Regions from separate parts of the Homo sapiens genome. Here all the other regions are linked to region 1. The links are chromatin contacts, found by Hi-C or POLR2A ChIA-PET in ENCODE. All regions are on one chromosome and are shown on one strand. The core of a region is the stretch at or near the end of the contact, and the rest is flanking DNA. Distances in the headings are between cores, read along the strand shown.

What was found. A loop is a pair of places that touch in the nucleus more often than their neighbours do. ChIA-PET counts read pairs that join two places held with the same protein, here RNA polymerase II (POLR2A). Pooled maps may share reads with other maps.
Region 2: a map of dorsolateral prefrontal cortex shows a loop between it and region 1 (4-fold over the local background). The contact joins the promoter of ECH1 here to the promoter of FAM98C in region 1. A Hi-C loop is called at or near these places in 3 of 168 maps with a recorded cell type or tissue (PC-9, dorsolateral prefrontal cortex and naive thymus-derived CD4-positive, alpha-beta T cell), 6 of 37 single-sample maps with no recorded cell type and 15 of 50 pooled maps. POLR2A ChIA-PET finds 5 or more read pairs at or near these places in 17 of 52 experiments (A549, BJ, CD4-positive, alpha-beta T cell and 13 more).
Region 3: a loop to region 1 is called in a pooled map, with 2.7 times the contacts of the local background. The contact joins the enhancer-like site here to the promoter of FAM98C in region 1. A Hi-C loop is called at or near these places in 1 of 50 pooled maps. POLR2A ChIA-PET finds 5 or more read pairs at or near these places in 4 of 52 experiments (A549, A673, BJ and 1 more).
Region 4: a loop to region 1 is called in a map with no recorded cell type, with 4 times the contacts of the local background. The contact joins the enhancer-like site here to the promoter of FAM98C in region 1. A Hi-C loop is called at or near these places in 1 of 37 single-sample maps with no recorded cell type and 2 of 50 pooled maps. POLR2A ChIA-PET finds 5 or more read pairs at or near these places in 2 of 52 experiments (B cell and CD4-positive, alpha-beta T cell).
Region 5: a pooled map shows a loop between it and region 1 (3-fold over the local background). The contact joins the enhancer-like site here to the promoter of FAM98C in region 1. A Hi-C loop is called at or near these places in 2 of 50 pooled maps. POLR2A ChIA-PET finds 5 or more read pairs at or near these places in 6 of 52 experiments (CD4-positive, alpha-beta T cell, CD4-positive, alpha-beta memory T cell, CD8-positive, alpha-beta T cell and 3 more).

The regions. Positions count from the first base shown.
Region 1 is chr19:38,401,755-38,404,469 of GRCh38, forward strand. It overlaps FAM98C (family with sequence similarity 98 member C), which reads left to right and starts at 1,339. Exons shown (of 8, transcript NM_174905.4): 1 at 1,339-1,464; 2 at 1,584-1,732; 3 at 1,806-1,940. The coding sequence starts at 1,400. RefSeq lists silencers at 1,126-1,455, 1,646-1,845.
Region 2 is chr19:38,830,488-38,833,202 of GRCh38, forward strand. ECH1 (enoyl-CoA hydratase 1) reads right to left here and starts at 1,307. Exons shown (of 10, transcript NM_001398.3): 1 at 1,234-1,307; 2 at 822-1,029; 3 at 591-679. The coding sequence starts at 1,285. The region is part of intron 1 of LOC124904712 (a long non-coding RNA gene); the gene reads left to right. RefSeq lists an enhancer at 1,206-1,355.
Region 3 is chr19:38,002,118-38,004,832 of GRCh38, forward strand. The region is part of intron 1 of SIPA1L3 (signal induced proliferation associated 1 like 3); the gene reads left to right. Among named protein-coding and RNA genes, the nearest start is that of SIPA1L3, 96 kb to the left of the region's middle. RefSeq lists enhancers at 1,364-1,895, 2,302-2,421. Within about 2 kb of position 1,339, at least 36 of the 41 ENCODE cell types and tissues checked have a DNase peak (open chromatin) inside an H3K27ac peak, as active enhancers do; they include A673, where a contact is called at or near this core.
Region 4 is chr19:38,047,358-38,050,072 of GRCh38, forward strand. All of the region lies in intron 2 of SIPA1L3 (signal induced proliferation associated 1 like 3), which reads left to right. Among named protein-coding and RNA genes, the nearest start is that of SNORD152, 110 kb to the right of the region's middle. RefSeq lists enhancers at 332-1,080, 1,734-2,263. Within about 2 kb of position 1,319, at least 13 of the 41 ENCODE cell types and tissues checked have a DNase peak (open chromatin) inside an H3K27ac peak, as active enhancers do; they include B cell and CD4-positive, alpha-beta T cell, where a contact is called at or near this core.
Region 5 is chr19:38,665,900-38,668,614 of GRCh38, forward strand. All of the region lies in intron 1 of ACTN4 (actinin alpha 4), which reads left to right. Among named protein-coding and RNA genes, the nearest start is that of ACTN4, 20 kb to the left of the region's middle. RefSeq lists enhancers at 1-569, 210-504, 570-1,259, 2,098-2,177 and silencers at 210-504, 830-1,124. Within about 2 kb of position 1,317, at least 35 of the 41 ENCODE cell types and tissues checked have a DNase peak (open chromatin) inside an H3K27ac peak, as active enhancers do; they include CD4-positive, alpha-beta T cell and CD8-positive, alpha-beta T cell, where a contact is called at or near this core.

The sequences.
Region 1 (2,715 bases), core at 89-2,588:
CCTAGGGTGTAATCTCTTAACCACTATGGTGCATTGCACCTGCTCACTCCAAGGCCTAAGAGGGAGAGGAGTGAAGGCCTAACAGGCACATCGTGATCGATGAGGAGGGCCTGGTGTGTGAGGGGTGTGCTGGGATTCCTGGGTCCCTTATGTAATTCAAACCCTGAGGTGGAAAGGAGGGAGGAAGTTTTGGATTTTAGGCAGAGTTGGGTGAACACCACTCCGTCTGGGCTGCTTTAAGAGCAGAGGACAGGGCCAGGAACACTGGCTCAAGCCTGTAATCCCAAGCTTTGGAAGGCTGAGAGGGAAGGATTGCTTGAACACTGGAGTTAGAGGCAAACCTGGGCGACATAGCTAGACCCCTCTCTACAAAACTTTATTTCTTTTTTGACACGGAGTCTTGCTCTGTCCCCAGGCTGGAGTGCAGTGGCGCGATCTTGGCTCACTGCAGTCTGTGTCTCCCGGGCTCAAGCAATTCTCCTGCCTCAGCCTCCCAAATAGTGGTGACTACAGGCGTGTGCCACCACGCCCGGCTAATTTTTGTATTTTTATTAGAGATGAGGTTTCACCATGTGCCCAGGCTGGTCTCGAACTCCTGACCTCAAGTGATCCACCCACCTCAGCCTCCCAAAGTGCTGGGATTACATGCGTGAGCCACCGTGCCCGGCCTCTACAAAACTTTAAAAAAAAAAAAAAATTGGCCGGTTGCAGTGGCTCACGCCTGTAATTCCAGCACTTTGGGAGGCCGAGGCAGGCGGATCGCTTGAACCCAGCAGTTGGAAACCAGGCTGGGCAACATGAGGAAACCTTGTCTCTACAAAAAAATTAAAAACAAATCAGCCAGGCGCGGTGGTCTGCGCCTGTGGTCCCAGCTACTAGGTGTAAGCCACCAAGGCTGACTGATTTTTAAAAATTTAGCTGGGAGGCTGAGGCGGGAGGATCTCTTGAGCCCAGAAGGTCGAGACTGCAGTGAGCCGCGATGGCGCCACTGCAGTCCAGCCTGAACGATAGAGCGAAATCTGCCTCAAAAACAAACCAACAAAACACCAGCAGAAGACAACTGAGGGAGGAAAAGGAAAATGGCACCGAAGTTGTTTTTATGTCGCCGCAACAGTGACACCCGCCGCCAGCTTGTCTTGACAGCGGAGATCCCGAACGCACTGCAATTTACAGCTCCAGGGGGCGTTCCTACAACCCCGACAGGTTAGCCGAGGGGCGGGGCGGGCGGGCCCCGGGGCGGGTTCGGCGTCCTCCTGCGCCAATGGGAGCACCCAAGCCCCTGCGCGGGAAGATGCCGATTGGTCAGTGCCGCCGGACGCTGCGGGGAGCTCGTGCGCGCGGCGCTTTTGGGGCGGAGCCTGCCACCGGCCGCCAGGGGGCGCGCCGAGACCACACTTTCATGGAGGCGGTGAAGGCGGAAGCGTGGGAGGGGGCCGCGGTGGCCCAGGACCTGCTGGCTCTGGGGTAAAAGGGTGTGCGGTGAGGCTGGTGGGTGCAGGAAGGCCAGGTCTGCCCCCTGGACGCGGACGAAAAGGGATTCCCAGTGACATCCCCGCCCCCTCCCGCTGCCTCGGTCCCCACAGGTATGGAGGTGTCCCGGGGGCGGCGTCGCGGGGCGCCTCATGCCCAGACTTCAGGGGGCTGTGCGTGCGGCTGGCGGCGGAGCTGGCGACGCTGGGCGCCCTCGAGCAGCAGCGAGAGGCGGGCGCGGAGGTGCTGAGCGCCGGCGACGGTAAACACGGAGCGGGAGGGTGGCAGGGGGGCCGCCACGGGGCCACCGAGCCCTGACACCCCTGTCCTCGCAGGCCCTGGCGCGGAGGAGGACTTTCTGCGGCAGCTCGGCAGCCTGCTGCGGGAGCTGCACTGCCCGGATCGCGCGCTCTGCGGCGGGGATGGCGCGGCTGCGCTTCGGGAACCCGGTGCCGGACTGCGCCTGCTGCGTGAGTCCCGGGATGCAGAAGTGGCAAGGCCATGGCCTCCGGAGCGGCGGGCTCTGACTTTTTAGGGGAAATCGAGGTTCCCAAGGGGTGTGGTCAGAACTTTGGGGCGGCCCAGAGGGTACGAGGTGGGTGGGGTGAGCATGTTGGGGCAAGCAGAGCGCTCTAAAATGGGCGGGGGTAGAATTTCGTTTTATTTTTTATTTATTTTATTATTATTATTTTTGAGATGGAGTTTCACTCTTGTTACCCAAGCTGGAGTGCAGTGGCGTGATCTCGGCTCACTGCAACCTCCACCTCCCAGGTTCAAGTGATTCTCTTGCCTCAGCCTCCCGAGTAGCTGGGATTACAGGCGCGCGACACCACACTCGGCTATTTTTAGTAGAAACGGGGTTTCACCATGTTAGCCAGGCAGGTCTCGAACTCCTGACCCCAGGTGATCTGTCCACCTCGGCCTCCCAAAGTGTTGGGATTACAGGCGTGAGCCCACCACGCCCGGCCCGGGGTTAGAATTTTAATTGGAGGGCCTAGGAGCTCAAGTGGGTTGGATTAGGAGGAAGGCTTGAGGTTTCAAAGTGGGCAGGAGTGGAATTCGTAGGAGGGGACAGGGTCTCAAGGTGGGGCTTACTCTGGAAGGCTTTAGGTGGGGGGGACTAGAAGGTGGAGGATTTTGTTTTGTTTTGTTTTTAAGTGGAGGTGGGGTCTCCCTATGTTGCCCTGTCTGGTCTTCAACTCCTGGCTTCAAGCGATCCTCCCACCTCAGCCTCCCAAGGTGTTG
Region 2 (2,715 bases), core at 57-2,556, 430 kb after region 1:
TTAAAAAAATGATAGGGCTGGCCATGGTGGCACCTGCCTGTAATCCCAGCATTTTGGCAGGCTGAGGTGGGAGAATCGCTTGACCTCAGGTATTTGAGGTTACAGTGATTTATGATTAGGCAACTGTACTCCAGCCTGGGTGACAGAGAAAGATATTGTCTCCAAAAAAAAAAAAAAAAACACACAGATAAAAGTGTGAGTTAGGGGCCAGGAGCAATGGTTCAGGCCTATAATCCCAGCACTTTGGGAGGCTGAGGCAGGCAGATCATAACGTCAGGAGATGGAGACCATCCTGGCCAATATGGTGAAACCCCGTCTCTACTAAAAATACAAAAATTAGCTGGGTGTGGTGGCCCACGCCTGTAGTCCCAGACAGAAGAATTGCTTGAACCCGGGAGGTGGAGGTTGCAGTGAGCTGAGATTGCGCTACTGCACTCCAGCGTGGCAACAGAGCAAGACCCCGTCTCAAAAAAAAAAAAAAAAAGTGTGTAAGTCAGAAGCTGCTTAAAACCCTAATTCAGAAGCACTGCTCCACTGTCTATTGCCAGGAGCTAGGAAGGCTGGCAGGGTGTGTGAAGAGCGTCTGGTACCTGCAGTGAACATTTTTCCTGCACCAGAGATCACCACCGCCCGACAGTCAGCGTCTCTCGAAATCTTGTTGAAGCACTCTACCATCTCTCTGTGAAGCAACGAGTGAAGGGTTACAAATGGGGCGGGAATACCCTGCCCTCATGTCCATCTTCCCACAACGTTCCACTTTCACCCAGTCCCGCAGCCCCGCCTCCCCCCGCAGGCAGGCCTCCAGGATCTGCAGGTCAGACCTCCAGAAGACCTTGTTCATGGCATTCCTCTTGTTGGGCCGGTTGAGCTGGACATGCAGAACATGTTTCTGCGCAGACGTCACACGAAGGGACTCATAGCTGTGGTCTGGGGCTTCACCGAGGGCTACTCCGGAAGCCTCCTCTTGTGCAGAGGAGCCAGTGAGGCGAAGGCTAATACTGAGTCCCGGGTAGTTGGAGCCTGTCAGTCCTGGGGAGAAAGGAACAGCCTTTGATGACCCCAGACTGCAAGACACAGGCCTATCGAATTAGGGAGTCCTTCAAAAGGGAGCACACGCACCCCTGAATTTAGGGGACTCGGGCCCTTCGTGACCCCGGATAGCCCTCCCCGTCCTACATCTGCTATAACAGCACGACAGCGCGACGCACCCCCATAAGGCAAGAGGTGACTCACGCCGGGTCAGTAGGTCGCGGAGTCTGCGAGAAGCCACTATCCCCGCCGCCATCGCCGCCGCCTTCGTCTACTGCGTTCGGACGGAGTAACGTGCCCGTTAGCGGAGGGGGCGGGCACAGAAGGCCGCCATGTTGAGCGAGGGCACCGATGCCGCAACCTGACAGGCAATGACGCCGTTCTTTCCGCCATCTTTACTAAGGGCAGTCGATTTCCGGTTGCCTTACATAGAGCCAGGCTCAGAAATGGACCCTTTGCCCCAGTGGGAACCTGGCCAAAGAAAATAGCTCCTGCAATGGCGTGAACCTGGGAGGCGGAGTTTGCAGTGAGCCGAGATCGCGCCATTGCTCTCCAGCCTGGCGACCGAGCGACACTCCGTCTTAAAAAAAACAAAACAAACAAACAAAAAAAAAAACAGAAAAGCAAACAGCTCCCGCTAAAGTTCATCACACAGCTGTTTCATAATGGTGGAATAATAGGCGACAGCTGAAATGTCCAAGGACATAATTGCAGCAGAGCTTGTAATCATGCATGTATATATCATGTTAACTAAAAATAAAAGAAAACTTGCAGTACTGTGAGTTTACTCAGGTAAAGGAATGAGTACAGACGGGCCAACATTAAGCGCTGACTGTATAATATGAACTCCCACCAGGAGGTCGTACTATTTCCTACTATATGCAGAGGAAACTGGCCCAGGCACGGGAAGACACTAGGTTCAAGGTCGGTGGGCTTCAGAAGGGCTAAAGCAGGATTACCTGGCACCAGAGTTCATGTTCTTAGCCTGGCGCAGTGGCTCACGCCTGTAATACAAGCACTTTGGGAGGCCGAGGCAGGCGGATCACCTGAGGTCAGGAGTTCAACAGCAGCCTGGTCAACATGGCGAAACCCCGTCTCTACTAAAAATACAAAAATTAGCCGGGTGCGGTGTCCGGCACCTGTAATCCTAGCGGGAAGAGAATGGCTTGAGCCCAGGAGGCGGAGGTTGCAATGAGCAGAGATGGCACCACTGTACCCCAGCCTGGGCGACAGAGCAAGATCTCAAAAAAAAAAAAAAGAAGAAAAAAAAGTTCATGTTCTTAAAAAAAACAAACAAAACAAAAAAACCGAAATTCCCTTGGGAAAAGCCAGCTACCAAAAGGCATAAAAAGTACTGTAAAACTGCTGGCCGGGCGCGGTGGCTCACGCCTGTAATCCCAGCACTTTGGGAGGCCGTGGCGGGCAGATCACGAGGTCAGGAGATCGACCTCCTGACCTAGCTAACACAGTGAAACCCCGTCCCTACTAAAAAAATACAAAAACTTAGCGGGCATGGTGGCGGGCGTCTGTAGCCCCAGCTACTGGGGAGGCTGAGGCTGGAGAATGGCGTGAACCCCGGAGGCGGAGCTCGCAGGGAGCCGAGATGGCGCCACTGCACTCCAGCCTGGGGACAGAGCGAAACTCCATCTCAAAAAAATAAAAAAAAAAAGTACTGTAAAACTGCTT
Region 3 (2,715 bases), core at 89-2,588, 400 kb before region 1:
GTTGTGCATCCATCATCATCCATCCACAGAACATTTTTCATCTTGTAAACTGAAACTCTGTCTCTGAAAAACAATATTCTCCATCCCCAAGACCCCAGTCCCTGGAAGCCACCTTTCTATTTTCTGTCTCTATGAGATTGACGAATGTAAGTGTCTCCTATGAGTGGAATCATCCGGTATTTGTCCTTTTGTGGCTGGCATATTTTATTTAGTATCATGTCTTTAAGGTTCATTCATGTTGTATATATCAGAATTTCCTTCCTTTATGAGGCTAAATAATATTCCAATTCATATTTAAGGCTAAATAATAATGATATGTATATATCACATTTTGTGGCCAGGTGCGGTGGCTCACACCTGTAATCCCAGCACTTTGGGAGTCTGAGGCGGGCGGATCACAAGGTCAACAGATTGAGACCATCCTGGCCAACATGGTGAAACCCTGTCGGTACTAAAAATACAAAAATTAGCTGGGAGTGGTGGCGTGCGCCTGTAATCCCAGGAGGCAGGAGAATCGCTTGAACCTGGGAGGCGGAGGTTGCAGTGAGCTGAGATCACGCCACTGCACTCCAGCCTGGTGACAGAGCGAGACTCCATCTCAAAAAAAAAAAAAAAAAAAAAAAAAAATTTATATGTATATATATATATCTCACATTTTGCTTATCTATTTATCTGTTGATGGACACTTGGGATGCTTCTACCTTTTGGCTATAGTGAATAATGCTGCTGTTAACACTGGTGTGCTGGCAGGGCACAGTGGCTCATGCCTGTAATCCCAGCACTTTGGGAGCCAAGACAGGTGGATCACTTGAAGCCAGGAGTTCGAGACCAGCCTGGCCAATGTGGTGAAACCCGATCTCTACTAAAAATACAAAAAAATTAGCCAGGCGTGGTGGCATGCTGCTGTAGTCTCAGCTACTCGGGAAGCTGAGGCATGAGAATGGCTTGAACCCAGGAGGTGGAGGTTGCAGTGAGCCGAGTTCACACACTCCAGCCTGGGCAACAGAGTGAGATTCCATCTCAAAAGATAAAATAAAAATAAGACTGAAAACAGGAGAGTTTATTCAGTAAACATCAACTGAAGACCCTACTCTGGGCCAGGCACCAATGAGCAAGGCAGGCACAGCTCCTCCCTGGTGGAGCCCACAGCCAGGGAGAAAACACAAGAACCGCAGAGCCATATGGATAAGTACTGTGTTCTGCGTGCTCTGAAGAAGAATGGGATTTTTCAAGCTGTAGTACAGGGAGATTCACAGAGGCTCCCCAAGGAAGTATAGTTTAAGTGTCATTTTCTGGGTGCAAATGGAAAACGTGAATTTGGTGTATGTCTCTAGATAAGCCCCACTTCTGAATGATTCCGGCTGTGGGCAGGGATCCCCAGATGGGCGTTGCTATGGAAGCAGCTTGCACCTCTCACTTCCTGACTTGAGTTTATTTCCGAGTTTCCCGTGCCACCGCCAGTTCCCAGCTGTAAATACAGACGTGGCAGGGTCCCTTTTTCCTGCTGCCTCGTAGCTGCCCAGAGAACGGATGTGGCTGGAATCCAGCCCAGGAGCCTCCTCCCGAGAGAGCTCGTTGTGGAACCTGCCATGTGGCGGTTTCTCTTCCATCCCGCCTCTTTCCTTTGTCCTCTCTCGGGACTGTGCCAGCGTGCCCCAGCCTGTGTTTTGAAACTTTAGACCCCAGCTTGTATTTGGTAGAGAAATGAGCTCATGAGGGCTTCCTCCGCCACCCAGCAACCGGGAAGTTGAGTCAAATCTCTTTCATTTCAGATCCATCCCCCACCCCCACCCCCAGGCCAGATTTGCCACCCTTCTGACAGAAACTGGGTTAGCTGTTCTCTGGGACTGTTTGTGAGGAGGGGACTTGTTGACCTGAACAAAGGAACTACAAACAAGACAGGGGAGGGATGTGGCTGATTGCTCACTGGGATTGGGACTTTTCAGCTACCCTTCAGTGCTTTCGAATAGTAATTGCTAACGTGTTGAGAATTTACAGTGTGCTAGACAGTCTTTAAATCACTTTTAATCCATTTAACAGCTCAATCAAGTGTATATAATTATCCCCATTCTAGAGCTGGGGAGGCGGTGGGCAAGTTCGGCAAGTTGAGTCATTGGCCAAATTCCTGTACTGCAGCAATTTAGGCAAAAAGTGGGCATTTAACCAGAGGCTCCTGGGGCGGCCCAGAGACCTGAAGAAAGCCTCAGGACCAGTCAGTTACTTGGTTGCAAGTAACAAAAACACCAACTCAAATAGACATAAATTTTAGGGGAAAGGATTGGCTCATTCAACTGGAAAGCCCAGAGGTGGGGCAGATGTCTGGGCTGGCTGGTCCAGGAGCCTGGGGCTATTGCCAGTGACCCATTTTCCTTCTGTCTCTTTATTGTTCCCTCTGATGTCAGTGTCATCCTCAAACGTGGCTCCCCTGAAAGTTGCACACCAGCTGCCAGGACCCGCTCAGGCTTGTGTCCTTATCCCTGTCCTGAAAGAAAAAGAAGGTATCTGTCCCGAACTATCATGCAAAACCTCAGAGCTCCTGTCTGATTGGACTAGCACTGGTCATGTGATCTTCCCCGAACCAATCACTAATAAGAGGGGTGAGCTCACACTAGCAGGCTGGTTGCAAAACCTGCCATAGAGGAAGGGCGGGCTGGGTGCTGGGATTGGAACCAGGACACACATGCCACTGTATCTGCATTCTCTTCCTCACTTGTT
Region 4 (2,715 bases), core at 69-2,568, 350 kb before region 1:
ACCCTATAGTATAGCCTGTGAGCTCCTGTTTGACCATAGGAATTCTGTGTCTTGTGCATTGCCATATCCCCAGCATCTAGAACAGGACCTGGCCCGAAAGAGCTGCTCAGTAAATATTTGTTGAATGAATGAACCGACATGGCCAGTGACACAATGTCTCACTGGGTAGGTTTGTGTTATTTTTTCCTCCTTCGACCTCGATCCCTCCTGCCACTCACTTTATAGTAGAGGCAGTCACAGGCGATCTGTGGGTAGAGCGATGATTGAACCCGGGCCGGGCTGACCCCAGAGCGCACGCTCCTTTGCCCGCCCCTGCCACACTGGTATCTTTCCCTTGATGCTGACGGAGGGATGTGACACCGCAGCCAGCCAGGTCTCCTCATGGAGGGCCTCGGACCACGTGTCATTTTAGAGACCCCAGCGGCAGTCCAGATCCTGAAGTCCGACCTTTGATTCAGGAACAGAGCAGCTGCAGGAGTGCCAGGCTGGGCTTTCTGGTCCTGTCTCTCATCCTCAGCTCCAGTCAGCTGGGGATTAACCCCCTGCCGTCATCAGGAGAAATACAACATGGGAAACCGGCGGTAACTCCACTGTGGTAAAGGATGTGAGGGAAACAGTGACCCACTGCAGAGGGTTTCCTGAGCTCTCGTGCACAGAGAATCGTGCGTGTGCCTCTGGGTGGGCAGGGGACATGCAGCCTGGGTGAACATTTCCCATACACTAGGATGAATTGGCCCTTCCTGTTCATGCCTCTAATGCCCCATTTCCCTCCTACAGAGATTTTCTCTTGTTTAACAATTAAAAGATAGCAGGCTGCTTTGTGGTTCTCAGTCAGGATGCTTTTTAGTTGCAAGTAACAACCCTGGCACCATCTGGCCAATGGTTAAGACATGTGATGTGTTCTAGAAGCCCAGGGGTGGATGGGCACCAGGTGGATAGGATCAGCAGCTCAAGCATGTCTGTCAGGGACTCAGGTTCTCAGCCTCCAAAGGCCTCTGTATGCCTCTTGGTTCCAGAATGGCTTCCAGTGATAATCAGGGCCACTTGCCCTTGTCCACAGGCATCAGGAGAGAGAGAACACACCCCACTGATGGTTATAAGTGGTTCCCCTCAGTCTACAGCTGGTCCAGCTGAGGTCACGTGCCCCTCAACCAGGCCGGTCAAGTTACTAGAGGAATGCCACATCCTGATCACTCTTGACCAACTGGGTTCTGTTGTCTAGTAGCTGAAAAAAGCAGAAGTGGAAACTGAGTAGACAACCATTAATGCCTGCCAAGCTCAGTCCCTGACCAAGTCCCCTCCCTAAGTTAGCAAATCGTGTCAGGCCCAACAGATTTTGTGGCATTTGAGAACAAAGAAGTGTGGTTTTCTTTTGAAGAAGTTTAGTGACTTGCGTCCAATTTCTGCCTCCTGCATCATCCACCCTCAGTTAACACCCAAAAAAGGGGGCAGGCTGGGCGCGGTGGCTCACACCTGTAATCCCAGCACTTTGGGAGGCTGAGGCGGGCAGATCATGAGGTCAAGAGACCATCCTGGCTAACACGGTGAAACCCCGTGTCTACTAAAAATACAAAAATTAGCTGGGTGTGGTAGTGCACACCTGTAGTCCCAGCTATCGTGAGGCTGAGGCAGGAGAATCGCTTGAACCCAGGAGGTGGAGGTTGCAGTGAGCTGAGATTGCGCCACTGCACTCCAGCCTGGGCGACAGGGCGAGACCCCATCTCAAAAAAAAAGCGGGGGGTGGACAGGGGGCAAGTGGAGTCTGGCTGCCAAAGACTACTTGTCTGATGGTGGGGAAAAAAAATGGGTGTCTCCTCCCTTGTCACTGGGAAGGTTTTTGTTTCTCTTTCCATCTTCATCCTCTATAGGTCCTTTCATTCCTTCCCCCAGTCTGAAATATTTCCGGTGTGTCTGTAGCTGTGCACACATCCTTGCAAAATATATATTGAGGTTTGAGTAAAGAGTCAGCTTCCGGGGTTTGGAGCTCTGTATCTCATTCTTTCGGTTTCTTCTGGTTTTCACCAAATAGCATGTGTTCGCCATCTAGCCACGTTGCTGGATGTGTGTCCAGTGTATGGCGTCTGGCAGCTGAACAGTTGTACATGCTGTACATCTGCCACGGCTCACGTGTCTGGTCCCCTGGTGTTGGGCATCCAGGTTGCCCCTAGCTCCACCCCACTTCAAACCATGCTTCAAGTGAGCATCCGCCTACCTTTGCCTTAGGAACCCATGGGGCTTACCCCCAGGAGTCAGTTGCAGCCGGAGATAGGCATTCTCTCTCCCCAGGGGTGGGATTAAGGCACCTGCCACAACACCCAGCTAATTTTTGTACTTTTGGTAGAACTGGGGTTTTGCTCCATTGGCCAGGCTGATCTTGAACTCCTGAGCTCTCTATGAGGCTGCTCTGACCCGCGTTCCCCCGAGAGCACAGGAGGGTCCCGCTTCCCCATACCTCTCGCCACTTTGCTGTTGTCCTGCTTCCCAGTTTCACCAATCCGAAGGGTGTCAAGTGGGGTCTCCGGGGTTTTAATGCTCTGATGGTGAGTCTGGCTGAGTGCCTCTTCATGCCCCTGTTAACCTAATTCAGGCTCCCCTTTCCAAGAGAGGCCCAGTCAGCACAGGCATTGGAAGGCAAATTCTGGAGCCGGTGACCTGCGTTTGAATCCTGACCCTGCCATGTAACCCAGCAAGTTAGTTCACCTCTCTGAGCCTCAG
Region 5 (2,715 bases), core at 67-2,566, 260 kb after region 1:
AAACATCCCACAGCCTGGAGTCAGGCTGCCCTCTCTTCAGTTGGTGTGTGATGTAGAAGCAGGAAGGGCTTCCCACTGATAACCCTAAAAATAACTGCCCAGAAATGCTGTCAGATGGGGCCAAGAGGTGCACAGGAGCCTGTGCCCAGCTGCCGACCTGGAACGTGGGACTTTCTAGAGGGCTTGGAGGAGCCCTGCCCCTTCCAGGCCTCTTCCCAACAGTGCTTCTCACGCCTGCTGCTCCATTCCCTTTTCCTCCTTCCTCCCGCGCCCCCCCCTTTCCTGGGGTCACTTCCTGATGCCATTCTTCAACTTCGCCCCTGTCCCCCCCAAAAGCAATCAAATCCACAACCTAATAAGGCAAAAGAATGAGGAGAATGTCCGCCTCCCAGCCTCTCCCCTAACAGGGTGCAGGCCTGAAGCAAATTTGGAAAATGTTACAACGGAGTGACAACCGATGGGGGCTGGGGGTGGGGCGGTGCAGCCTTGTTCAGGAGCTGCCCATTGTTGGCCTGAGGCAGGACCCTAAGGGAAGGCCACCCGGTTTGCGCTTTCCTGATCAGGCTGTTGACACCCTTCTAGCACAAGAAAATGTATGGAAAGTAACTGCCTGAGTCAGCTGCATCTCCAGTTGTGGGATCCACGTGCCAGGAGAACACGAAGTACACACAGGTCCGCAGTGGGAGCCCGCTCGGAGACACCTCCCCGCCATCACGGCTGGGACTGTGCATATCCAAACACTTCTTGCCTCTGAGATGAGCAGTTTTCTTCCCCTTGACTGTGCCAGGGTTCAATTAGCCTGGGCATTAATTAAAACTTGTCAACACTTAGAGTGGGGCCCCCAGAAATCTGTCACCCCTCCTAGATCATTATCCCAGGCTAATCAACCCTCTCTAAGGCAGTTTCCATTCTTGACTTAGTGGGAGGGAGGAACAAGCCCCTCGGTGCTGGGGAGCTCTGGGGGAGGTAGGGACTGACTGGGCCCAACCCACTTTGTTTTGGAAGGTCAAGCTTAGTAATTAACCTGAATGCTTGGGGGAGGGGGTGAAGGAGAAAGAACTGAGTCTAGGGATGTGCCAGGTCTTTCAAATTGCTAATTATCAGCGAGCATGAGGTCATCCGTAAATATATCTAATTCTTTAGCTTGTAATTAAGGTGCTCATTAAAAGTGCAGGGAAGTCTTGTTTTCCTAAAAGGGGAAAAAAACAACAACACAAAAAGTCTTTGTTTTGACCTGACACGATGGCTCAGAACAGGGGGAGGACTCAAGGCACAGGACTAGTTTCCTGCCTTAAAGAGCCTTTACAGGAAATTGACTGCAAACAGTATTGGTGACCCTGCCAAGGAGGCAAACCTAGGGTGATGTCATTGTTCGAAGCTGTCACCGCCAAGCCTCTGGCCTTGGGGCGAGGAGAGTTGGTGGGATTAAAAAATGAGTGTGTGTATGTGTGTGTGTGTTTAGCAGTCTCTAAAGAGGCGAGTCAAGGGAAAATCCTAGCGGGAGAAAAATCACAAGGGGTGGGGGGTGTCTCAGAAATATTCTTAGCTGGGTTCAACTTTCCTCGTTTTTCTAAGTTTAAAAAATCCTCTCTTACTATTTTTGCTCATCAAAATGCTGCTGCTTTTTCAGAGACAGCCTTTTTTGAGCCATTCCCTATTTAGTGTTTTGGGTAATTGGCTGTTACAGTATGGAATTTGTGGCCCAAAGGCAGCGTGGTAAGTTAGACACTAGGTGCACGGTGCCCCATTGTTATGAAGTGTGGAAACTGAGACGCTGGACTAGTCTGATGTATCTGTTTCTTCCACCAAAAAAAAAAAAAAACCATTTTGGAGAACTACCCAATGCCAGTGACTTGGCATCTCTGAGTCGCTAATCTTCCCATGTGCCTCCAGGAACCGTCTGGAGCGTCCCTGAAAAAAGGACAAGGTTTGTATCTTGTCATTTTTCCTCTGGCTGGAAGTCTAAGAGGTATAAACACAGTCTTAAAATGAAAGCAACAAAAATAAACTCAAAGCAGCCCTGCGTGAAGGCATTAATGCAAAATATGCAAGCTGGCTTCCTATTTATACGGCGGAAGGCAGTCAGAAGAGCCAGGCCTGGTTAAGGAAGGAGTTATGTCTCTGGAGGTGCCTGTTCCTTAGAATTACAAATAAACCCTGGGTGATTACTCAGATGAGGTTGTAATGTGGTGTCTCATTTCATGCTTTGCACAGTCCAGTTTCTTGATGGAACCAACGGCCTCTGAAATGCTAATGCAGGATCAGGATACAGTTAGAGTGCCCCCCTTCCTGTGCCCCTCCTAACATCCTAACAGCTTTAGAAGGAAGTTTGAAGATTAAACAGGAGAGCCATGTAAGTTTCCTGTGATCCTAGATCCTGTGATTTGTTAATATTCTTTCTCTTCAATCCACCTGACATTTACCCAGATACCATATTAGGCTTGGAGATACAACAAGAAAGAAAACCAACCCAACCCTGTCCTTAAAGAAAAGATGGACGATGAAGGGCCAGGCGCAGTGGCTCACTCCTGTAATCCCAGCACTTTGGGAGGCCAAGGCGCACAGATCACGAGGTCGGGAGTTTGAGACCATCCTGGCCAACATGGTGATACCCCGTCTCTACTAAAATACAAAACATTAGCTGGGCATGGTGGTGCGCGCCTGTAGTCCCAGCTACTCAGGAGGCTGAGGCAGGGGAATTGCTTGAACCTGAGA